Linked DNA regions of Mus musculus: region 2 is linked to region 1. Evidence: chromatin loops called from intact Hi-C (ENCODE). Cell type or tissue: left cerebral cortex. All regions are shown on one strand. Links, peaks and the distances in the headings refer to the core of each region. The heading gives the core; the rest is flanking DNA.

The links. A loop is a pair of places that touch in the nucleus more often than their neighbours do. Peaks named below come from ENCODE experiments on the same cell type or tissue, not always from the same donor. Only the 100,000 strongest peaks of a DNase experiment are listed, where the experiment ranks them.
Region 2: a loop joins it to region 1, with 5 times the contacts of the local background. A loop is called at or near these places in 4 of 42 quality-filtered maps.

The regions. Positions count from the first base shown.
Region 1 is chr15:87,917,732-87,929,784 of GRCm38, reverse strand. It overlaps Gm35599 (a long non-coding RNA gene), which reads right to left. Exons shown (of 12, transcript XR_003951504.1): 11 at 4,242-4,364. Among named protein-coding and RNA genes, the nearest start is that of Gm35711, 110 kb to the right of the region's middle. In left cerebral cortex, for the core only: a CTCF peak has its summit at 5,686 (motif pointing right); DNase peaks (open chromatin) are centred at 5,715, 6,504 and 7,542.
Region 2 is chr15:87,620,554-87,632,606 of GRCm38, reverse strand. All of the region lies in intron 1 of Tafa5 (TAFA chemokine like family member 5), which reads right to left. Among named protein-coding and RNA genes, the nearest start is that of Tafa5, 82 kb to the right of the region's middle. In left cerebral cortex, for the core only: CTCF peaks have their summits at 6,780 and 8,439; DNase peaks (open chromatin) are centred at 6,785, 7,105, 7,712 and 8,464; H3K4me3 peaks cover 3,461 bases; H3K27ac peaks cover 1,898 bases.

The DNA.
Region 1 (12,053 bases), core at 2,747-7,746:
GCATCATGGAATATGAAAAATGGTGCTACCTAAAAGGCTATCTGTAAACAATGTAATAGCCAAGAGTCCAGGAGTTGGTGACCTAGTGTCACCACAGATGTGCATTCCCAAGCCTGGCCTTCATAATTATATGGAGTTTTTCCACTATTTCTTGTGCTTTTAGAAAGCTCCCTTCTGTCTTGCGATACAAGTTTATTCTCTTATCCTGAATTCTCACCTCAAAGGCCTAAAAAATAGAGTTGACAGATTTTGAAGAGTGAGCAGAAGAGGACAATTTACCCACAAGGGAGCCACAAGTGAAAAGGCAGATATCTGAGACTCCTAGTGGCAAGACACTCTGCTTCTTGGGCTTTTGTCACCTTGACACAGGTGAGAGCCACCTGGGAAGATAGAATCTCCTTTGAGAGAATGGCTTAATAAAACCATAAGACTAACAAGTAGGCAATTCCACATGACCTTGGTCGATGTGGGAAGGCCCCATTTATTGTAGTCAGTACTATCTCTGGGCAGTTAATCCTTGAAGCTATAAGACACATATACAAATAATAAACTGGAGAGCAAGCCAGTTAACAGCATTCTTTGATGATCTCTGCTTCAGTTCCTGCCTCCAGGGACCTGCCCTGAGCTCCTGCCTTGACTTTCCTCCATGATGAGCTATTACTTGTAAGCCAAATCAACTCTTTCTCTGCCAAGTTGTTTTTTCTCATGGAGTTCTAACAAAACAACAGAAACAAAGCTAGAAGAGAAATTGGTAGCAGAAGTTGGGTATCACTACCTCTGAGTCACTCCTGCTTGCCCCAAGTGCCCTGGAAGGGTAAGGGTTGACACTGGCCAATGCTAACTACACAATGTTCTAAGAAATGCCTGAACTCAGACATTTGGGGAATGGGGGAGGAACATAAGAGATTAAAAAAAAAAAAAAACTTCAGCACTATAGCAGACCTCCTGAGGAGTGGACATGTTGTTTGGGGGAGGATTGTGAACGTGATTATAACTTTGGGCTGGAACATTCTGAGCATCCGGAGCCTAATGAGCTGCTGTGGGAACTTGTAATGTTGAGAACAATGCAGATAATGGTGACCTGGCTCATAAAGTTCAGGAGTCTGAGAGTTCCTCAAAGTATCTCTCAGAGCCATTTGTGTATTCTTGTATTATCTGTGGCATCTGATCAGTTGAAGCTGAAGAGTTAACTGTGATCAAGAAGAGATAAGAATTGTTGAGACAAAAATCTGCGAAGTATTTCCTCAAGTTCAGCACACAGAAACTGTAGTCTGGAGGGAGCCAGAGCTACAACTCACGCCGGCGACTGGATTTGTAAAAAATGTAAGAGTCTCCCACGTGGTACTGATTTGGGCAGGAGGAAAGCTGCAGGATTTAAGGGGTCATGGAAAGCAGATGAGGCTTGGCATTGTGAAAGAACAGGGAAAACTACTGGTGAAGGACAGTCAGTTGACCAAGGGTAATGGCAGGTGTGGAGTGGAGCCATTTCTCACCTACAAGACAAGCCGAATCTGTTGCAGATGGCAAAGGCAGAGAAGAGGGGTTGCCCAGACCCTTTGGAACCCAAAGGGTTGTGAGTGGTTTCCACACACCAAGCAACACACTTTCTACCCTGTTGAATTTTGATTTTGTTTGTAACTGTGCTGGGTTCTTCTTGGAATTAAAAAAAAATGTGTAACTTATTGTTTTACTTGTTGGGAGCCCACAGTTAAAGAGACTTTGGAATTTTAGACAGCCTTTGAATTATTAGGGAGACTTTAGCTATTTTAAAGAGACTGAACTTTTAAAGACTGTGGGACTCGGAAAACTTGGAGACATGTTTTATATTGCGATATTAACATGCAGCCTTGGTAACAAACAAGAAAGAAACTTCTAGCAAGCATTTAACAATGGTGTGTTTGTGTCAAGTTGATAGAGAGTCAATTGTGCTGGTTCGTTCTGTCAACTTGACATGGGCAAGGCTCATCTGAGAAGAGGGAATTTCCATTGAGAAAACACTTCCATAATATTGGCCTGTAGGCAAGACTTTGTGATGGCTTCTTGATTGTTAATTGGTATGGGAGGACTCAAGTCATTTTGAGTGATGGAACCCCTAGGCAGGGGGAGTCCTGGGTTGTATCAAAAAGCAGGATGAGAAAGCCATGAAAAGCAATCTAGTAAGCAGCATTCCTCCATTTCTGCCTCTGGGTTCCTTCCCCTGACATCTTGCCTTGACTTCCTGCTTTGACTTTCCTCCATGATGGACTGTAACCAGAAAACAAAACAAAAACCAAATAACAACAAAACCTCTTCAAGTAGCACTTGATCATATTGTTTTATCACAACAATAGAAAGCAAACTGGCTCAGATATCAAAAAAGAGGAGCTGTGAGTGTCCTATCAATTCCTCATAGACCTGGAGATGCCAACTCAGGGATCCTAGCAACAGTTCTGAGCTCTTGGCTCATGGGAAGGGACCTTGGGATACCACCAGAGAACGGGTATTTAAGGAGTGAGTATAGATGGTAGGTTTGGAAAGCAAAGATGGTAGGTTTTTATCCCCAAGGCAGGAATGTGTTTTTTGCTTTTGCTAAGTCCTCAGTGAGTCAGTCCCTGGTGTGCCTTAGGAGTAGAGATGGTTGGTTCCTAAGAGCAAGAATGAGCTCTCTTCTGCAGGAGTTAGAAGCAGCATCTTTCAGAGCAGGAGTGATAAGTAGGTCTCTCTGTCTGTAGCAGGACTGGCAAGAATCTAAGCAAGATTCCCCACATGCTGCACAAGTGATGGATCTTGGAGGCAGAAATAGTCTTCTTCAGGAGGGTTGTCCGACAAGCCTGCTGTCCTCAGGAGAGACTTGGATCTAGACCCCCAGACAGAGCCAGGAGGCAGCCAAGAGCCAAGGCTCTGATTGGCTGAGCATATGCATATAAAATGAAGTTATATATAAGGACCAATCAAGAAAGAAACTCTAGAAGAGAAAGCAAAGCCCTGCCCAAAAGTGGGAGGTTCTTCAACCTGGGAAGCCCCTGTGTCTCTTCTTCTCTTCCCTCAGTATTGGAGGGAACATGCATAAAGGACAAGAAAGATTCCTTTTGGCTTCCCCTGCCTTCTTTTCAGGCTCCTTCCTTTGGTATGTGACCAACAGCAACTTTAGAGTGTAAAGCTATAAAAAGCTCCCCAGATCACAGCACTTTGTCTTCCTGAGATATGGAAGGTGCAGACCTTGTAGCCCAGTGATGTGGAGCTTACCTACAATGGTTATTGTCTTAGTTAGGGTTTCCATTGCTGAGAAGAAACACCATAACCAAGGCAACTCTTACAAGAGAAAACATTTAACTGGGGCTGACTTACAGGTTCTGAGGTTCAGTCCATTGTCATCAAGGCCAGAACATGGCATCGTCCAGGCAGGCATGGTGGTGGAGGGGCTGAGAGTTCTACATCTTGTTCTAAAGGCAAACAGGGAAGACTGGCTTCCACACAGCTAGGAGGATGCTCTCTCAAAGCCCACTCCCACAGTGACCCACTTCCTTCAACAAGGCCACACATCCTAACAGTGCCCCTCCCTGGGCCAAGCACATACAAACCACCACAGTAATGTTGGGAACAAACAAAAGAAACTTATTCTAAGTGCTACCTTTCATTTGCAGACTCCATTTAATCAGAGGGAGAAACTAAATTCAAGGTCCCAGGCCCTCAGGGAGCTGGAGACTTCCCCAAAACTGAACAGCTTCTGTTATAAACAGCAGTCTGAGTCCAGACATCTCAGAGACAACTTGTAAGGAGACAGTTGTCTAAGTTTAGCCATCTCAAGAACAACTTCTCCATCTTGTTGGCACAGTCAAACAAGATCCTAATCCCAGGCCTAAGAATGAACACCTACCCTACTTTCCCAAATGTTTTCTTACTTATCTGTTAACCAGTAAAGAATATAGAAATTGCTATTATCTAAACCAGGGTGCATACGTTGTAAAAATATATAACCGATTGCCTGTGTGCCCCAATTAACTACATGCACTCATCCACTCCTTTGTCCCCTTATCACTCTGTGCACGGACCTAATGTCTAAGAGAATGGTTTCAGGACCTTGAAGCCAGGTGCCCTGGAGACAGCCCAGTCTCCAACTGGTACTCCCTTGCTTAACCCATAATGTCAAAAACCAATTGACTAACACTCCAGCTCCTCCCAGTTCTCCCTCCCCTTGCCTTGTGCTCCCATCCTTTAAAAATGCTGTACAGTCTCCCTTTGGGGATGTGGTTCATACCCACCTCCCTGAGCTCTCACAAAGAAAAACTTTCAATTTTTAAGCTTCCGGATCTGAAGTGAGTTTTCTCCTTTTTGAGCTTCTATAACTGAAGTAAGTTTTCTCGGCTTCCACACGGAACCCAGCTCTGAAAAAAAAAGAAAAAAGAAAGAGAAAGAGAGAGAGAGAAAAGAAAAGAGAAGAAAAGACAAGATAAGACATGGTGTCTTAGAGGGAGTGCTTTCTAATTTTATGTCAACTTGAAACAATCTGGAGTCACCTGGGAAGTGGAAGAAACAACCTTAGAAAATTGGTCCCGCCATACTGGCCTCTGTAAATCCCGTGAGGCCTTCTCTTGATTGAGTGACTTGCGAGGGCCCAGCCTGTCCTGGGTTATATAAGAATGCAAGCTGAGCAAGCCACAGGGAGTAAACCAGCAAGCAGCACTCCTCCATGGGATCTGCTTCTGCTCCTGCCTCCATGTCCCTGCCCTGATCTCCTGCCTTAGCTTCTCTCAATGATAGATGTATGACCTGAAAGCCAAATAAACCCCTTCCCAACTCCGGGTTGCCTTTGGCCATGGTGTTTGCTCACAGTGATAGAAACTTAATCATAGCCGAGGGTAAAGAGACTTGCCGTTCAAGTCGTGACAGCATGGGCTTGATTCTCAGGATTTATGGTGAAAGAAAAGAACTCCTGAAAATTATTCTCTGACCTCTATGCATGTGTCACGGTGTGTGTTGGATCCCCTTGAGCTGGAGTTTCAGGTGGTCATGAGCTACTCAGTAAGTACTGAGAACCGTACCCAGGTCCTCCACAAGAATAGCCAGTGCTCATAACCACTGAGCCACCTTCTAAGCTCCATCACCTGACAGTTATATTCTTTTACTGGATATTTTTGGACTTACAAGGTATCATTGGCTCGTTCTTCTCTCCCTCCTGTGAGAAGTCTGCTCACACCTTTGTACAGGGGTTTTGCTTGGTGATGTCATTTCCTTGGAAGGGTTTTTATAGAGTCTGTCACACTGCGCCAGCTCACCCGGCTGTGTCTTCCTCAGACCCATGGTTGTAATTATGGTCTCTGAGGCTCCTTGTTCCATAGAAATTCAAAGTTTTGTGCTGTTGAATGAATCAATCTTTTATTTTTATTTTTTTAAGGCAGGCTTCTTAGGTCTTTTTGACACATCTTTAGCTAGCTCCGGTCATAAAGATAGAATCTCTTACATTCTTCTGAGTATTTTAATGTTTCACTCTTACACCCAGCCACCCACCCACTTGAGACTTGCCTTTGTATTAATATAAGCCGAAGGTGGATTTTATATAGTTTTTCCACGTGAAAACCAGTGGCTCTGACACTATTGGTGGTGCCATGGCCCCTCCTCCCTCTTCTACACGGTGTCCCTTCCCAAGGCAGTATCCCCCTACCTGAAGCCTTGTGGATCTGAGTCGGACGGTTCTTCTATGGCCTGCAGGGGGCGCTGTACCCTTCTTGCCCATCCTTGTGTCTGCATGGGGAGCCGACAGCTCTTTGCCTCCACAAAAGGCTTTCTTGATTTTGCCAGTGGGCACCAGCATTTTGTCCTGGGCATTGGCCTTGTATACATCTTTGCGGTTTGCTCCCTGATTCTTGGGATTTTTAAGTCGAATATTCACAGCTCTGAAGCCACAGCGTCCCTTCCCCCTTTCTGTTCATGGGAGCAGACCAAGGCTGAGGCTGCATTTCAAAGCTCCCAATGCCCTACCAGCCCCTGTTTATCCCTAAAAGTTTATCAGGCTGACTCTGTTCTAAGGACCACTCAGTGTTTGCTAAGCTCTCAACCCCACCCTCAGAGCCTACCCTTGTCTTCTGCTGCAAGAGTTAGATCCGATCCGCTCTGCCCCATCAGCACTCCCTGCTGCTTAGCCTCAGCACAACACTTTGGATTTCTATGAAATAAGAAGCATCACACAGCTGCTCTGCACACACCTGCCTGTTCTCAGTGTAGGACCATGCTGTCTGTGTTTCCTGGGCTTCCTAGTCCACGACCACCGTGGTAAATCTTAGCATTGGTCACTGAAACAGTGGTTGGGGTGAGGGGTGCGAGAGCAGGCTCCCTTTGCATCCCAACTCTAAGCCCCAGACCTGTCACCAGGCAGACCAGACGGGCTGTCTATCCCACATTATTCTCAGGGTACTGCCTCTGATATGTAGGCTAAGATTTGAGTAGAGGGATGTGAACCACACCTACTTGTGTGGATCTGTGAAACATGGGGAGAACCACCCGGTGCTCCCATGTGTCCCCTACTGTGGGATTGAGCAGAGAAGGCATGTAGCACCAAGATCATAGACAATGTGGGCTGGGAAGGAATGAGTCATAGACACAGGAAGAGCCCAGGCTGAGAGGGGAGATGAGGCTTGTACAGGTTATCACAATGTATACTTCTGCAGAGAGAAACCCTGAGAGAAGGGGGCTGATCATAAACCCTTTCTGCTCCTGGTACCAAGTGAAAAGCAAGGGGCAACCTCAGAGCCCTGGCTTTGGGTCTACAAGCAAGCAAGCGACAGTGATGTGAGCCCCACATGGATCCACCAAGTCAGGACCTAATGGGCCTTCAGCTTTTACTCAGGCTCTTGCTGTCCTCGGGTGTGAACAAATGCAGGACTGAGAGTGTGTGTGTGTGTGTGTCTGTGTGTGTGTCTGTGTGTGTGTCTGTGTGTGTGTGTGGTGTCTGTGTGTGTGTTTGTGTGTGTGTGGTGTCTGAGTGTGTGTCTGTGTGTATGTGTGTGTGTGTGTGAATGTGTGTGTAATATGTGTGCGTCTGTGTGTGTTTGTGTGGTGTGTATGTGTCTGTGTGTATGTGTGTGTCTGTGTGTGTGGTGTATGTGTGTGGGTCTGTGTGTGTGTCTCTATGTGTGTGTCTGTATGTGTGTGCAGGAGCGCACACTCTTGAAGGAAGGTCCTGCCTATCAGGGGTCCTTGCCCTTGTTTCCACCAAGCTTCCCGCAAAACTTTATTACCTGCCTTGATTAGGAACTTTCTGGAGAGGCCCGAAATAGGGTGCGCTGGGAACAGAGATGTCTCTCTGGCCATCTTTTTGCTGGCTTCCCATCTTCCCTGGATGCTGTGTTGGAACCGACCACACGTCAAGAATCTCCAGCCTCCTTCCCAGCAGGCCCCGCTTCTAACTCTCAGAGCTGTGTGCTTTTTTTCCAATTGTCTTAATTATTTTGCTAATTAGAAAAACCTCTTTTTGTTCAATTGGCATTTAGGAGGCTCCCCGGAGAGCTGGCAAGTGTACTCAGAACTTGCAGCAGCGAAGGCTTCAGCCTCAGCTCCTCCGCAAAGCAACACCCAGAAGCGGCAGGCATAGACTGCAGCCCCGCTGGAGTTCAGCCAGCAGGCTCCTTCCGTAGCACCCTGAATTGCTTTCTTCTTCTTCTTCTTCTTTCAGTGTGTAAGGAGGAAAATTGTTCCCCAGCTTTAGTCACATGGACTTTCTTCTCTGGTCACGAAAAGACAAAGGGAACTTGACAGGGTCAGCTCCTCTCTATTTTAATCATGGAAAAATTGTCCGAAGAAGAAGAAGAAGAAGAAAAAGAAGAAGAAGAAGAAGAAGAAGAAGAAGAAGAAGAAGAAGAAGAAGAAGAAGAAGAAGAAGAAGAAGAAGAAGAAGAAGAAGAACCTTGAATTTCCCAAAGACAGTCTGTCAGCCTTGAGATAAGTGAAGGTATTTAGAGGTAAGGTGATAGTCCTACTGAGCCCTTCCAGTTAGGTACCAGTCTGTGAAAAATGGCCTGACTCTGGTTAATTAGATCAATACAAAATAAGCTATTTTACAATTTCTATCAAAATCTGGTTCTGGCAGTTTAGATAGAACCCAGATGTATGAGGTGTGGCCATCCGATGACGCACCGGCCTCCGTATGCCACAGATAAGATGCTTTCATAGAAAGGGTGTGAGAAGTATGTTGTGGGCAGCTTAGCCAGTAGACAACTTTAGAGGAAACATGGACAGAGAAAGGTCTGGAACCTCAGTTGTGTGCTTTGCCCTGCACCCAGGTGACCCGATTGGAGATCCCACGGCATGAGATGAGGAGACTGGGGTCTAATACCTCAACTTGAGCAGAGTCTGCTTAACACGAGAGTTGAAGGTGCTGGTGCAGTAGAGAGCAGAGTTTCCAGAGGGCAAGGCTGTGAGGTGTGTGGCTGGAGGCCTTGGGGGCCCCTGATGCTGTCTTCCAGAGGGCAGCTTTGGGTCACCAACAGCATTAGTTCTTTGTAGAGAGCTTTGGAGCACAGAAGTAGAGCTTGACAATGGAGGTCCCAAGGACCCAGAAGACCAGCCCCGCAGTCATGGGAACCTAGCATAGACTCTATAGAGAATGTCGTCCTCTGTCCCAGGGTGCAGCAAGACAGCTTCCAGAAGTTTCTGTGGACCTAGGAGCTGATGCACAGCTTCAGCTTCCTACCGTGCACACCCAGGTGACTCACACATAGTGTGCTGAGTGTCATCCTTCCGAGTGGCTCCTGAAAGTCACTTAGCCACTGAACAGCTGTAAGTTCATGATATTTATTCTAGATTCCAAATGTGCCTGTGACCAACCATATTCATCATCAAGACCCTTTCAGTACTGGGCTCTGTGGATCTTGGAAGCACTGGCAGGGTAGCTCCCTCCTCATTAAGGGGACCAGAAGTGACACTGCACAGTCTTGAGACCCAGTCCTATGCTGAGGCTTCCTATGCGGACTGAAGACCTTGCTGATAGAACTCTGGGGGCAGATTACATCGCCTGTGGTGGGACTAGAAAGGCATCCCTAGAAAGATCAGGACTCTGGTGAACATCGTCAAGAGGGACCAGGAGTAACTGCAGACACGTGGGGCTTTGGCTATGTGATGGGCAAGCCTGGCCTCTGGGAGAACCAAGCCAAGTGGGATAGTCAAAGGGAGAGGTCAGATCCTATTGGGCTTGAGATTAGCTCCTCAGTGCTGCTGTACCCAGAAACAGTGCCTGAGTTCCCAGCATGCCTCATTCAGGGAGGGTGTTGAAGGCCAAGAAATGATCACACACAGCCCTAGAGTCCTCACAAGCCACGGCCACACCGTGCCACCTACACGAATTCTTTGTGGTCACCAACTTTTAAATTATGTTCTGTCTAACAAATAGTCCTGGCAGAGATTTCATTATTGGGCACTAACTGGACATCCTTCTCCCAGTATATGGCCCAGCCCTAGCCTTGCTTGGCCTGCTGTTCTTCTGAGGGCTTTTAGCACCAACCATACTGTCCACCTGGATGCCCAGGTCAAGCATTAGTGATCGTGGAAGCCATAGATAGCCTTGCATTATCTTGGTCAGGTGACATGACACATCTCGTTTCACAGAGGAAATTATAGAGGAGGAAGCACTTGGAATTAACTAGGAAAAGGAAGTTCTTATCTTCCTCTGCCCCAGCCTTCATCCCTTGGCTGCAGTCAGTGCCTAGACCCCTAAGACAGATGTTTATGATGGAATACGGCAGACCCTACCAACTGTAATACAGCCACTGATAGTCTGAACCTCCTGGGACAGGACAGGACAGCAGAGAAGAACTGCAGGGCAAATTTGTGCACTTGGATTTGTTTTATCTCAACAAAAATCCAAGAATGGGGGAGCACTTGACCTTCTCAGCTCTAGCTCCGCCCCCTCCAAAATGGGCAGGTAGCCTGTCCCTTGTAACCCTCTTCCCTCCTACACTGTTCTCACTCAAGGAACCTTTGTGGGGATCCCACAAGGATTCCTCACCTCTGACTTCTGGATTCATTTAGTGATCCTCAGTGACCAAGGACACCAGGCCACTTGCTCAGTGCCATGGACCTCAGGCTACCTGTTTGGTAGCCCCCAAGTGGCCTCGTCACAAGACCTCCTCAGTTGCTAGGGTCTGTCCTACATTCCATCAGAAAGACATACAGCCTACTGATGGCACTACTACCTGTCTGGGGTCAAATAGAGAAGTCCAAACATTTTGGGCTCATGTGTAAACAGACATAGAGCTTCCAAAGCATTATTGCTTTTATAATTTCCCCTTTCATAGTCACCCCCACAACCCTCATTTCACTACTGAGCCTATCCAGAGTCTGTCAGTTTCTACCTCAAGAGCTTCAGATATAGAGTCTTACAGTGAGGACCAGCAGGGTCCTGGAACAGAGAAACCCTAGACTCACTTCTCCATGGAGGCCTGGCCTGTTTCCTGAGGGTCATCTCTGTTTAGTGTCTGAGTGATGAGGTCTTCATAGAGCTGTCCTAAGTGATGTGGTTAGTTCTAATAATTCTGAAAGATGTCCTTCCTGCAAATGCATTCTAACTGCTCTGAGGTAAGGATGTATCTCAAAGGAGCCACCTTTCACATCCACTAGCTGCTCTCATCCTACACTGTCTACCAGGGCTGGTCATCCTTCATTTGGCACCCAGCATACAAAGTAACCCAAACAAGGCATGGAGATGACAGAGTTTTAACCACATCATTCTTCTACATCCATCTGGGATAGCACATGGCTCTCCCCTCCATGGTACCTCCAGAAGCTAATCTCTGCTTATAAATGTGTATGTGGGTGCACATGTGTGCCTATGGAGGCTAGTGGTCAAATTCATTTGATGTCTTTCAGGTGCCACCCACTTAGTTTCTGAAGCAAGGTCTCTTCATTGCCTGGGAGCTAGCTAACTTCACTAAGCTGCTTGACCATTGAGTCCCAGAGGTCAGCCTATTTCTGCCTCCCCAGCCGTTTAATTATAGGTATACAATAGGACATCTTTACATGTATTCTGAGGAGCAAACTCAGGCCCTGAACCCAGTGAGGCAAATACTTGGCTTGCTGAACCATGTCCTCACTGTCTTGCATTACTGCAGTGGATTGTCCTTGATCCATTCCACTTCGTCATATGAGGCGTGACTCTGGTGACAACTGAAAATGTCACCTGTGGTTTTCATTGAGAGAACTGGAGACTGACCTGAAATCAGAAGAAATAACCGAAACACCAGGTCTGATGTCCATTCCCTAATTCAATTACATCTTATGATGAATTTTGAGAGCTCACTTGACATCTGGTCAGACTCCTGACCATTTGGAAACATTTTCCCACCTTTCCCTGCACCTCGAATAATCTTTTTCAAAGGAAGTGATATAGATTCTGATAAGGTTCAATTTCCCCATTTCAGATAGGTGATTTTTGTGTCAAGTCTAAGAATTCTGTGTAGAACATGGATTCTGAAGAGTTTATTTCACTTTGTCCGAAAAATAATTATACATTTTAATTTAATTCTGTGACACGTTCTCATTAACTTCTGTAAGGTTTGAATTTTAGGCGGAGGTTCACTATTTTGGCCTGTGGATATCTACTTATTCACGATATAAACTTTCTAAACTATGACTATTCAGTGTCTTTCTGTTTATGTAGGTCTTCTGTGAATATTTTCACTCACATTTTTTTTCAAATCAACCATAATACACAACTGTCATCCCAGAACATGGGCTGGAACAGAGGATCATGAATTCGGGGTCATCCTGGGCTACATGGTGATACCCTGTGTTAAAAAATAATTTGGGACCGAGGAGATTGCCCAGACTTCCATGTAACAGTGAGGACCAGAGTTCATATCTCCAGAACCTATGGCAATACCAGGTAAGCATGGCGATACCTGCAATTCTAGCAAGCTGGGTAAGGACACTAGTCATATTGTTGAGCTCTTGGTTTTATTGAGAGACCCTGTGGCATTGAATAAGGAGGAAGAACTGTTGAGACCTGTTCCTGACATCAACTTTAGGCTTCCATGTGCACATGCACACACACCCAGGGGAGCACACATACATATTCCCATATACCA
Region 2 (12,053 bases), core at 4,759-9,758, 300 kb after region 1:
ATGTGTGGTATGTTGCAACATGATTGTGTAAGATGTGTATGGGGTGAGGGGCGTGTGCTTGTGTTGGTTGCAAACGGAATGTGGCATGTATCTGGGAAGTAATGTGGCATGGGCGTATGTGCTTTACATGAATGTATCTATAGTGCATATTTTTGTGTGTTCTGTCTGTAGGAAGTGTGTATACATGTTGTTTGCACAGTATCTGTGTGCTAAAATGTGAAGTATACACACGTTTGCAGTATATCTGTATGTGTACATGGACAACATATATAGTATATGTATGTGTGCAGAGTGTGATAGGTTTATGTGTTTTGTATTTTATGCATGTATGTTCAATGTGTATGATATACACATGTGATGCGCATAAATGGTGTGTGTTTGGTGTTTATGTGTTGTACTTATAGATATATAGTATATGTATACATTCTATGTGTGTGGTTTGTATGGGTGGCAAGTGTGTCTCTGTAGTATGGGGATATTAAAAGTATATAAGGTGTTAATATATTATGTGTATATGTAAGATATATGCCCATGGCGTATAAATATATTATGCACACATGTGGGCTACATGGACATGAGGTAATAAGCCACAAATATATAGGGGTACATGTAATGAGGTGTCAATGTACATTTTGGTTACACACATGGTGTGTGTTTACATGTGCTGTGCTTATTTGGTCTACAGTGTATATATATGAGTGCGGTACGTATTTATATGTAGTATTGTTGTACATCATGAATATGTATGTTGTTTATGGGTAGTATGACTGCATGTGGTGTTATGCGATATGTACATATATGTCTTGTGTGTATATGGGATGTGATTGCACATAATATGTGTATATGGGACATCTTTATGTGGTACATGTGATGGGTTGTGGCATGCATATGCTGTGTATATATGTTGTGTGTACCTGGTTTGTACAAATGTGTGTACTCAAGAGCTACAGTGCCATGCACCCTGGACAAGGGTAAGTTAAGCTACAGATGATATCCAAGTGAAAGGAAAAGAGAAGCCTTGTAGAGAGAGATTGCAACACAGGCAGGATGGGGCCCATGGATGGAGGAAAGAGATCAGAAGGGGCAGACAGACCCCACTTAGTAAAGAAAATGTGTGCTGGCATCCATGTGCCACAGGCAGACTTGTAATCCTATGAGTCACAGTGAGGATTTCATGTATGCTCGGGCCAGAGGGGGCTCTGGCATTCACACAGCACCCATGGATCCACTTGTCTAGAGACAAGGAGAAGGAGCAACCCTCCATCCCACCCTCATTACGCAGCTGTATTTTTTAATCAACTCCATAATACATGCTCATGAATTTATATGCTTATGCAAATTACGTATGATATAAACATCTTCGTATTTAATTAATATATAATGATATGCATGAACACAAACACCTTACTTATGAAAAGGTCAGCAGTGGACATCCTGAGGCTTCCCCCTCTGACACCCTGTATATTAACAAATATCCATACCACCTATGTGCACATTCCACATACTGCCTGGGCAGAACAAGCAGTCAGTTCACCAGAGCCCAGGACTGAGCCCGGCTGTCAAATACCGAGTTTATGTCAAAAACGAGATAGAAGACTGAGTTTCCCAAGATGCACAGGGAAGACCTGCTCTGTAACGATGCAGCTAGTTCCCAAGTGGACAGTCTGTTTAGATACCCTAGCACAGCTCATCCCTGCTGCTACTGTCTCTCAAGGGTCTTCCCCTTGGCCTCTGTGCTGGAGAGCTGGGAAATTGCGGCTTCTGGCAAGCCACGGTGAGCCCATGTGCAGTCACTTCCATTACCAGCCCCTTCGTGTTTTAACTTTTACAGTTGTCAGACATTCGGCAGATGAGAATCCTATTATGGTGAATGTGGGTTTTATTTAGATTCTGTGTCACACAGGAAGTGATAGTAAATGATGATAAAGGAGATGGTTCTTGCGATGCTTTTCCAATCCCATCCCTCTCTAGCAAGCTGTTGGCCTGCTTACCTGGCCTCTCAGTAAAGTCTACAGGAGGGCTAGGGAGAAGCAGACGTTGGGCATGGGGAAGGCACATGCCCTGCCCTCTCACATACCTTGTGGAGAAGGATGGAGAAGAAAGCACTGTGGAGCCCTGAGATCCACGGGACCCTCTACATGTAGCCCTGAGCCATTTTGGAGAGGATGTGAGATGCAGACTGGCTCTGGAAGCTCAAGAGGACACAGGTCTGCAAAAGCTTTTTCCTTAAACACCCAGGTTTTGGCCCCTCAATGCATCGTGGGATCTACGCTGGAGTCAAGCACAGCTCAGCCTGTACCAAAAATAACCAGGCTGCTCTGATCAGCCTCAGGTTCCTTCCCAAACCCAGTGGGCTCCACTTGTCCCTGCCTGTCCACTGCCACAGCCTGTCCAGGGAAAGAAGGATTTATAGCAGAAATGAGTCACTTTTAAAATTCAATAATTTTGTAAAACAAAACAAAGCAAAACCAAACTTTATTTTTATTGTATTAATATTTTTGCCTGAATGTATGTCTGTTTGCTGTGTGGTGTGTGACTGGTCCCCTTAGATGTCAGAAGACGGCATCAGATCCTCTGGAAGTGAGTAACAGGTCTTAGGTTCTTGGCCAAAGCAGCCAATGCTCTTAACTACAGAGCCATCCCTCCAGCTCCATCAACAAGTATTTTTTTTTAAATAACATTTCTTAGGACCAGTATCTGGTATGTTGCTCAAAATCTTTGTCTGTTTTTGTTTGTTTGTCTTGTTTTTTGTATTTTATTTTATTGTACTGTACTGTACTGTACTGTACTGTATTATATTGTATTGCATTGTATTGTATGTTAAGAAAGGGTTTCTCTGTGTAACAAAAGCCCTGAATGTCCAGCCTGGAATTCGCTCTGTAGACCAGGATGGCCTCAAACTCCCAGAGGTCTGCCTGCCTCTGTCTCCTGAGTACTGGGATTGAAGGTGTGTGCCACCATGCCTGGCTCTCTGTCCTTTTTTTTTTTTTTTTTTTTCAAAAGACGGCCTACAACTGAGAAGATAGGGAAAATTGATAAAGTGCTTGCCAGTGGGCAGAGAGCCTGACTCTGATCCACAAAAACCATGAAATAAATTAACAAACAAACAAGTAAACCTATTTAAGAACTGAGCTTGCAACTGTAGCCTGTAATTCTCATACTGAAGAGGCAGACAGCCTGGCACTCACTGGCCAGTCAGCCTAGCTTGTCAGTGAGTTCCAAAGCAGAGAGAGAGAGAGAGAGAGAGAGAGAAAGAGAGAGAGAGAGAGAGAGAGAGAGAGAGAGAGAGAGAGAGAGAGAAAGAGAGAGAGAGAGAGACAGACCCTATCTTAGGGGCTTTCGGGGCACAGCATCTAAAGACAGACATCCAAGGTTGACCCCTGGCTTCTACATATGCAGGTACAAACTCTACAGGCACACATACATATGAGCATATACACACATGCAAAGACACACAAAAATCCCTAAAAATAAAAATAAATAAACTGACCAATGTCAGAGATATCCAAGTGTCCTGGGATTGGGGTCAGTCTTGCAGGGATGGGGTCACTTAGTGATTTCTAGTGAGATACAACCTAGCACCCCTGCATGCCTGCCCAGGGTTAAGTGTGTCCCTTTCAGTGTGAACACACAGGCTCACAGAATAATACTTGACTTCCAAAGTAGTGAGCTCACTAAATAAATTAAAGTTAAATCCTGTTTGTTCAATCAACAGTCAGCTCGGGGAGCAGCCGAGGAAGCTAGCAGTGGGTGAGGCTAAGTTCCCGGGAATTAAGATGCTGGGACATAGAGGGGGGGGGGGGGAGCCAGACACAGACACTCATCTTCCCCACAAGCTCTCAGTGGTAACCCGAGAAAGAGGCTTTTTGATAGCATGCTTGGCTCATGTAACACTTGCCTAGGCATCAATAGGATTTACAAGGATAGAGAGTTAAACTGCAAATCCACAGCTAACAGAAACACGCAGGGATGTCTCTGCCAGGCAAGAGGTTGGTGGGTTGAATCTTGGTCCTGTCTCTTTTGGGCCCCATAGGTCAGAAATCCATGCAGCATTATGGACAGCCGGGGTTGGGCTGCAAGTCTCGCTGTGTTGTTTTTGTTTGCTTATAAGGTAAGCATATAAACCAGAGCTTGTGCTGCTGTGCCCTGGCTTGGGTGCTTCAAAGATTTCAAGAATGTTCATAATCCCAGCTGTCACCCTAACTCCATGTCCCAAGTCCCACATAAATACAAAAAAGCTATGGGCATAGATTCCTGTTCCCTCCATCTTCCACCCTATACCCACCCTGCTCCCATAAGGCAGTAGGATCCAAGCAGGGCTCCTGACACATCACCCTTGTCCTGACCTGTCCTAGCTCGGAGAAATTAGAGTCCCTACAAACCCTGCACAAACAAGCAAGGCTGGCAACATGCTGGCAGGGTAGTTAGGGCACCTCACAGATGCTTGAACCCCATGCTATAGCTATGGTCACCTGCCCCCAGCCCTCTGGCTACATCCACTGAGTAGGCATGGTGAGCAAGACCTGTTCTAACAGAATCTGGACAAGCCGGGGCCGCAATTAGGACCACAATTCTCCTCTCTCTGGGTTCACAGCCCTATTCATCTTGGCAATCGCTCCAAGGCAGGCCCGCCAGAGTGGGATGGATTAGCCACAGGGTAGCCTGTATCTGCACACAAAAGAGAAAGTGTGGAAAAAAATGGCTCCCTGGGTCCCCCATTCTTCACCCCTTGGGGAGAAAAACCAGATTCATGGAAATGGCTATTTATACAGCTCTTTCTCAATCCCCAGGCAACAAGTCCCAATTGTCTAAGCTGCTTAGTTCCCTCTGTACTAGCAGATCCCGGTTTGCAACTCAAGCCTCCCAGAAGGGCCCTGGGACCCCCCTGGAGACCACAGTCTTCCACCTCTCACCGCACACCCTAAGGCCTATCCTGAGGCTCCTGCTTCTAATACCAGAAACCAAAAGAGACAAACAAGCAAACAAACAAGCACAGGGGTGTCATCCCTGACCTTTCTGCCAGAAGGAAACAGCAAAGGACATTGGGATCCAGGGTCCCAGAAGCAAACAAGTCAGAGTGGACAACGGGGCTTGCACAAGCTCCCTCAGAGAAGGCGAGGTAACCACTTGGGCTTTTCCTCAAGAGCAGCCTCCATGACACTACTTTCCTGCCCTAGGACCCCCATGGTCAGCATGCCCTACCTCCTTCCCTTACTCTACCATCCGACACAACATGCATATCCTATGGTCTATCCACACCAAATGCTTAGGCTTCCTTCAAATAAAGGGCTGTCTTGCAAACCCATCCTTCGGGGACATTCCCCTCCACTCCAGAACGAGCATACTGCCTTTGTGACCTCACACCTGGCCACCAGGGACACAAGAACTTCCCCCTTGACCAAAGGACCAAATCTAATAGCTTAGAAGACTCCAGGACTGGTTTATTCCCACCCAATCCCAGGCAGAAGGAACCCAGCCACTGTCTCTAAATGACCAGCATCTCTTTGACTGTTCACAACACAATAACTCAAGCAGGCTGGATAATTCAGAGAAGTCCCAACACCTTAAGCTCAATGATTGTCCCTCTGGTGAATACCCCAGAGAACAAAGAAGCTGTGGAAAGGGTAGAGAACTTGTATCCCAAACAAGGTCTCAACGTATAAGGACCCCACGTCCTGGGGTCTGTGGCACACCATGTCACCATGTGGTCTTCTCCACAGCCCTCCCCCCAAACACACACACACACACACACACACACACACACACACACACACACACACACAGCTGTCTAGCAGATAATACCAACTTGAGGACAGCCCTGGGGGTGGGTTTGGGGGCTGAAGGAAACGACTCATGTTTGCACGGAAAGTTATCTCAATAGCAGGGACCCCAGCCCATGGCAGAACCACTCACTCATGAAGTAGGTGACCTAAGCTTGAGGCTAAGACTGGCCTCCAACTCCAAGAAGAGCCTGTAAGCTCCAGATGAGCAGGCTCACCTACCTACAGCAAAACCAGCTACTTTCTTCAAAGTAGCACTTGAAATCAAGGGAGAACGATCTAACAATGTATAGCAGGCCAGAATGCTTCCAGGATCCAGGTAGCTCCCAGCCTACAGGAGATCACTAATTAGGCAGGGAGGCTATAGAATATCAACCCCTTCATCCTTAGAAACCTGGAGGTAGTGAGAACAGCTGTAGGAATCTGCACCAGTACTTTCCAGGGCTCAGTGTTTTCTACTGACCTAGGGGAAGGCTAGCCAATAGGGGCATGGCCAGTGCAAGGGTACTAGGACCACCTACAGTTGGTGCCCACCAGAGCAGGCTGAGCCCAGAGACACCAAGACTATAAAGGGCAAGAAGTTTCAGAGTGCCCACTATTTGTTGCCTACCAAGGCACACCAAACAAGCCAATGGAAAGAATCCCAAAGGGCCGCTGTGACCACAGAGTCCAATGTGTACTACACAAGTCTTAGCAAAGTCTCGAGAACTGGATGGGACAATCCTGCAATCCGGAAGGAGCCAGGAGGGCAAAGGAACCCAGAACTTGAGTGGTCTCAAGTTCTAGGCATTCTGGCAATAAAAAAATCTGCCCACCTAGCCTAAAGTCTGGTGGGTACCCGACCTGATCTGTAAAGCAGCATGGGACAGGGTGCAGTTTTCCCCAGTCCTCACCCCTTGACAACCTTTGCATCCCCAGCCCCCAATCCATTCAGTCCTGGCCTGCTCAGTACTGGCTTCAGCCAGGCTACCAAAGTGGAGCGCTGGTGCCACCTACCGAGGGTCCATGGCATGCGGGTAGGCGCAACTGCCACCGAGCCTTGCGGGGCAGGGGATGGCAACTGCAGCCTGGGCTTAAGCCTGGGCTCCAGTACTACACCGGAGCTAGCCAGGCCCCAGCACGCCCGGGCTCGCACCTAATCCGCGCCGACCATGAGCCCAGAGGCACCGAGGGGCGGCAGATCCAGCGTTGGGCTCTGGGAAGGCTCGCGCCATCGGCCACTCTGGCCCCGCAGAGCCTCGGCCCACCTCGCTGGCAGCGCTGGAAGGTGCTGGAAACAGTATCACGCGCAGGGGCCGCCGCGAGCAGTGTAGGGTACCGCGCGCGCCGGGGACAATTACCTTCTTTGAGGAACTGCGCGTGAATCACCAGGACGAGGAAGCAGCAGAGCGCGGCCCCTGCGAGTGCCCAGAGCGCCTTCAGGAGCTGCATCGCGGAGTGCCAACTCGGCCGACGCCCCCGAAGTCGCGCAGCGAAGGTCCAGGAGCCGCATCAGCGCCCCGCTGGGTGCAGCCGCTTTGGCCGCCCGATCGCGCCCTCCATCCGCCGCCAACGCCGCGCTCCGCCGCGACTGGAGGCGCCACTCCGGGAGGCGATCTGTGTCTTTTGGGCAGGGGGAGGGGACGGCGCGGGGGAGGGCGCCGGGGAGGGGGCGGGCGGGGGCGGGGAGGTTAGCAGAAAGTCTCGGGCCGCGGCGGCCGCCGCTCCGGCCACTCGGCCACCATCGCGCGCTGCGGGGCGCCGGGGGCCCGGGAGCGGGGGACTGGCCGCCGCGGCCCCATGAATCAGCCCCGCCGCCGCCCCCGGAGCCGCGCCGCCAGCAGGGCCCAGACCGGCCGCGGATTGCGCAACGGCCCGGCGGGTTGGGGGTCCGGCGCGGCCCCGGCTCTGGTCGCCTGTCGCCCCGCGCCAGAGATCGGCGTCGCCTTCCTCCACTGCTCTGTTGCCGCTGCCGCCGCCTTCTCCGGCTCCGCCGCCGCCGCTGCCCGCTCTGGCTCCGGCGGGGGGCTTAGGGGGCCGCTCCGCCGCCGCTGCCACCGCCGCGCAGAGGCAGCTTCAGGGCCGGGGCTGCGCGCCGCTCGAGGAGCCGCAGCACCATCGCCGCCGCCGGGGCCCGAGCGGCCCGGCCGAGTCCGCCGCAGTCCAACTTGCACGGCCCGGAGCCGCTGGGCTGGTCCCCTCGCCCGGGACGGTGCGGGCCTCCGCGCCCAGCCGGGAGAGCGCGCCTCCGCCGCCGCAGCCCGGACGAGGCCGGGCCCAGCGCTGCCGCGAGCCGCCCGCGCTGGCTGGGGACGCCGGGGGCGACGCTGAGGGTGGCCGCGCCGACAGGTGGGGCCGGAGACGCTGCGCGCCTCGCCGCCCGCGGGACGCTGCTGCTCCGGTGCTGGTGGCGCGCGCCCGCCGCTCGGCTCGGCGTCTTGGCGAGCTGCGGCGGGAACGGGAGCGCGGCGTGGGTCTCTGTCGGCCCAGGCGGCCAGGCCGCGCTGCCTCGGACTCTGGCCCGCGCCTGCCGCCGCCGTCTGTGCAGCGCCCGGGCCGCCGAGCTGCCGATGCGCACTGGGCCGCGGAGGGGACCCGGGGGACCTGGCCGCCCTGCAGCGCCCCCGTCTGGCGTGCCGGCGGGTCAGGTGGGGCTGGTCCAGCTGAAAACTGCGGGTCGGGCTCCACCTAGGTGCGCTGGGGCCTCACTGCAGAGCGGCCGGTTTGGCGCCGCTAGTGGGGGAAGCGAGCCCAGCCCCCAACCGGCTCCTACCCCGGGTCCTGGGAAGAATGCAGAACCACAAGGAGGACCAGCGGGCTGACGTGCTGCTAGACAGGTTCAGGGCAGGCTGCTCTCCGTAGGCGGTTTCGATGGGGTTTGAAAATAGCACAGCCGACCAGAAACACACAGCCTTCCCCACCACCACATTGCATCTTGGGCCTCCTGTGTGCCCGCCTCCAGCCAGCTGCGGGACACCCAATGGCACAGGCAGTGGATGCCCACAGCCAGCCCCAGAGGAAGCCAGCAGGCATTTCCCTGCCGCCGCCTCTATTCTTCCGCAAGGAAGAGCCGGCATTCGTGTCTGGAGGCACAGAGCTAAAGGCAGTGCTGTCCTTTTTTAGAGGGTCCCTCCATGCCAACAGCACCAGGACTAGCACAGGAGGCCTGAAGGCACTTTTGCCTGAATCGGATTTCAAATGCTCAGCTCAGAGCTTTGGGTAGGAAACCAGGGACCTATGCTTAGCCTGTGTTGCATGTCAGGGTGTGCGTTGTCTGGGGTCTGGGGCTCATCTGTTTCACATGTCATGCAAGAAAAGAGGCCAGTTCTGAAGGGCTCTTGGAGGTCAGAAAGATCAAACTTCTTAGGGTGTACTTGGGGAAACAGAAGTCTGCAGTAGCAAGATAACAATTAGAAGTAGAGCCAACTGGTCAACCAAACTTGATGCTGTCTGACTGACCAGACTTTACTATGCTCACACCTGGGCAGAAGAGGGGCTGTTCAAAAGCAATTTGTCTCTGTGGCTGCTAACACCCCTCTCTAACCCCTGAAGAGACATTGTTAGTTAGAACTCCCACCCCAACCCAGAAGAACCTTGTAACAGCTAACCAACTAAACAATTCAGAATCTACTATGGGAGGGACTTGGCTTTCTCTTAAGCAGTTCCCTGGAGCCCTTCCATGAAATAATAACCCCCACCTTACCATCTTAAGTACTCCTACAAATCTTCCGGCAAAGCCTTCCCTGCAGCAGCCTCAGGATCCTGCCCTGTCCATCTTGAGAAGCCTGACCTCTGCCAAGGTCGCTGGCCTACACACCTCACCTGGAGCAGTGTGTTCCACTTCGAAGGGCCCAGGGTTTGGTGGGTGCTCGTCACATGTACCCAGATTTGGTCCCAAAGAGACTGCAATCAGAGAGGGCCCACCCCTGACATTTGCTTTGTCCCCAGTCTGATCACTATCTAAAAAAGAACTAGCCATTTGAGGAATCTTTCTGCAAACTGAATTTATAAAAGGAAAAGAAAGATCCTACAGAAATTCATGGCCCACCAATTAATTCCTTCCCACTGGATAGCATGTGCATATCTCCAATTTTAAAGACCCAAAGGATCCTCCCCCAGGTGCTAAGCCCTCCTACTGGGCTGGCAGTCAGTGATGCTGGTGCCCTTTACAGAAACTACAGGTAAAATGCCAAGAACCTGAGTCTGGCACCCAGAGGAGCAGGTGAACTGTGCAAACTGAGGAGCCAACCGCACATTCACCTGACTAGTGGGAACCACCACAGGCTTCAGGAAGGGACACCAGGGGCTGTGGACACAACGAAAAGACCTTAAAAAAAAACATTAGACTGTGGCAGAATGAAGTTCAAGAGCTGGCAGGCCAAGGAAATTCTGGTGCTGTGAGCTGGGGAGAAGAGAGGAGCCATCTGTAGAGTATCCTTTCCCTCACCATGCCAAACAGTTGACACCATTTGAGCCATCCATTGAGCCTGCTAATGGAAGGGTACTTAGCCAAAGAGCTGCATCACCAAAGATGCAGGTGACTGGACCCCCTAGACCCCAATAACTGCTGCTGCCAGGACAGTTACCTGAAGAAGCCATGATGTGCTGCCCAAAGAGAGACAATCCCCTTATGTCATATACCTGAGCTATGGGAATCCAGACAGAAGGGAAGGGGGTCTTCTATTTTATGTATCTCTAGGTAGAAGTGAATACTGCTTTCAATTAGGCATGCAAGGCATAAACGCAATAGTTTAGCCATGACTGCGACTTTGTCACCAACAGAAATCACAGGTATTTTCATATCAAGTTACAGATCTATGGCTATCACAGTACATTGCTTATGTTCACCATTATTTCAAATTACAGTCATTCTACAGCTAGGCTTTTCATGTAATGCTTTAATAAAGACGCAAACATACCCTTTATTCAAAATGGTTTTTATTTTTTTTAACATTTGATAACTATATTTAATATAATTGGCTTTCTTAGGGATCTCATGTGTGTTTATATTATTCTAAGACAGGTTCCATAGACTTCAACAGTTAGCCAATTATGCCCATGACCCCTGCCCTTGTGGGAAAGTCAGGGCTGCATACATAATAGGTGTGGCATGGGGTAGAATGGAGGGAGGACCTCCATGCACCATAGCCTAAATGTCTGGACACTACAGTGCTCCAGATATGATATTCACCAGGCCAGCCCATTCTGGGGGAGGCTGCTTGGCCCTAGGCTCGAAGCCCACTTCCAAAGAGGCTTATGTGTGTGCACATGCGCGTGCACACACACACACACACACACACACACACACACACGCACGCACGCACACACACAATTTTCAGGGAACACAGGTTGAATACCAGAGAGAAGTCACTGCCTATTGACTCCTCACTGTGCACTGACAAATTCTACACCCTGGTCATTGCTGTACCCTGTCTGGTTGTGGACCTTTAAAGATCCTAACCAATCACTACACACTGATCATTTATCGTGTGTTGACAAGTTACAACACCCTAACCATTTACTATATTCTGACTGTTTCCTGAACACTGACCAGTTACTGCTCTCTGGCTGTAGACCTCCAGCTTCCCTCCCATGTAACAGAGCCGGACAAACAGGATCACCAGGTATCTACAAAAAGCCAAGCACAGAAAAGGGAGGCAGAAAATATACATTCCACAGCTAATTCTGAGAAGGCAGAAATGATTTGGGGATGAAGAAAGGAACTATAATAATCCTAAATTCCATCATCTTGCTAAAACATATAAGGAAACACTATAGTGACCACACAAAACCAGGAGACAAAATAGGCTTAAGATGAACACAGTGTTCAGGTCTTAAGATGCAGGGCTGTGTTATGTGGTGAAAAAGGCCAGGTCTAGAGAGTAGTCAGCAAACTTGCAGGGTGGAGCCCACAGAAGGGGAACACAGGAAAGGCCTAGGGGTGATACAATGTGGGGAGAAGATCTCAGGTGTCCAAGTCTCCTATTAGAAAGTCTGGAGGCAGAAAAGATCAAAGAGGAGGAAGAGGTACGAAAACGGAAGGGCTTGCTACCCAGAGCCAAGCAGCCCTGAAAGCCTGTAAAACCAAGTAGACTTCTGACCCATGGAATCAGAGAAGCGACAATGGGCTTTTGTTTAGCAATGCTGCCTTTCCCTCCAGAGAAGAGCAGTGTCCTTCCAGGCTGGTGGGAAAAGACACTACGAAAGATGCTGGCCAGCTCCTCTGTCCACAGAGGGCAGCTGAAGGGACCTTCCCACCCACATCCTGCTCAGAGAGCTGACAGAGGCTTCAGC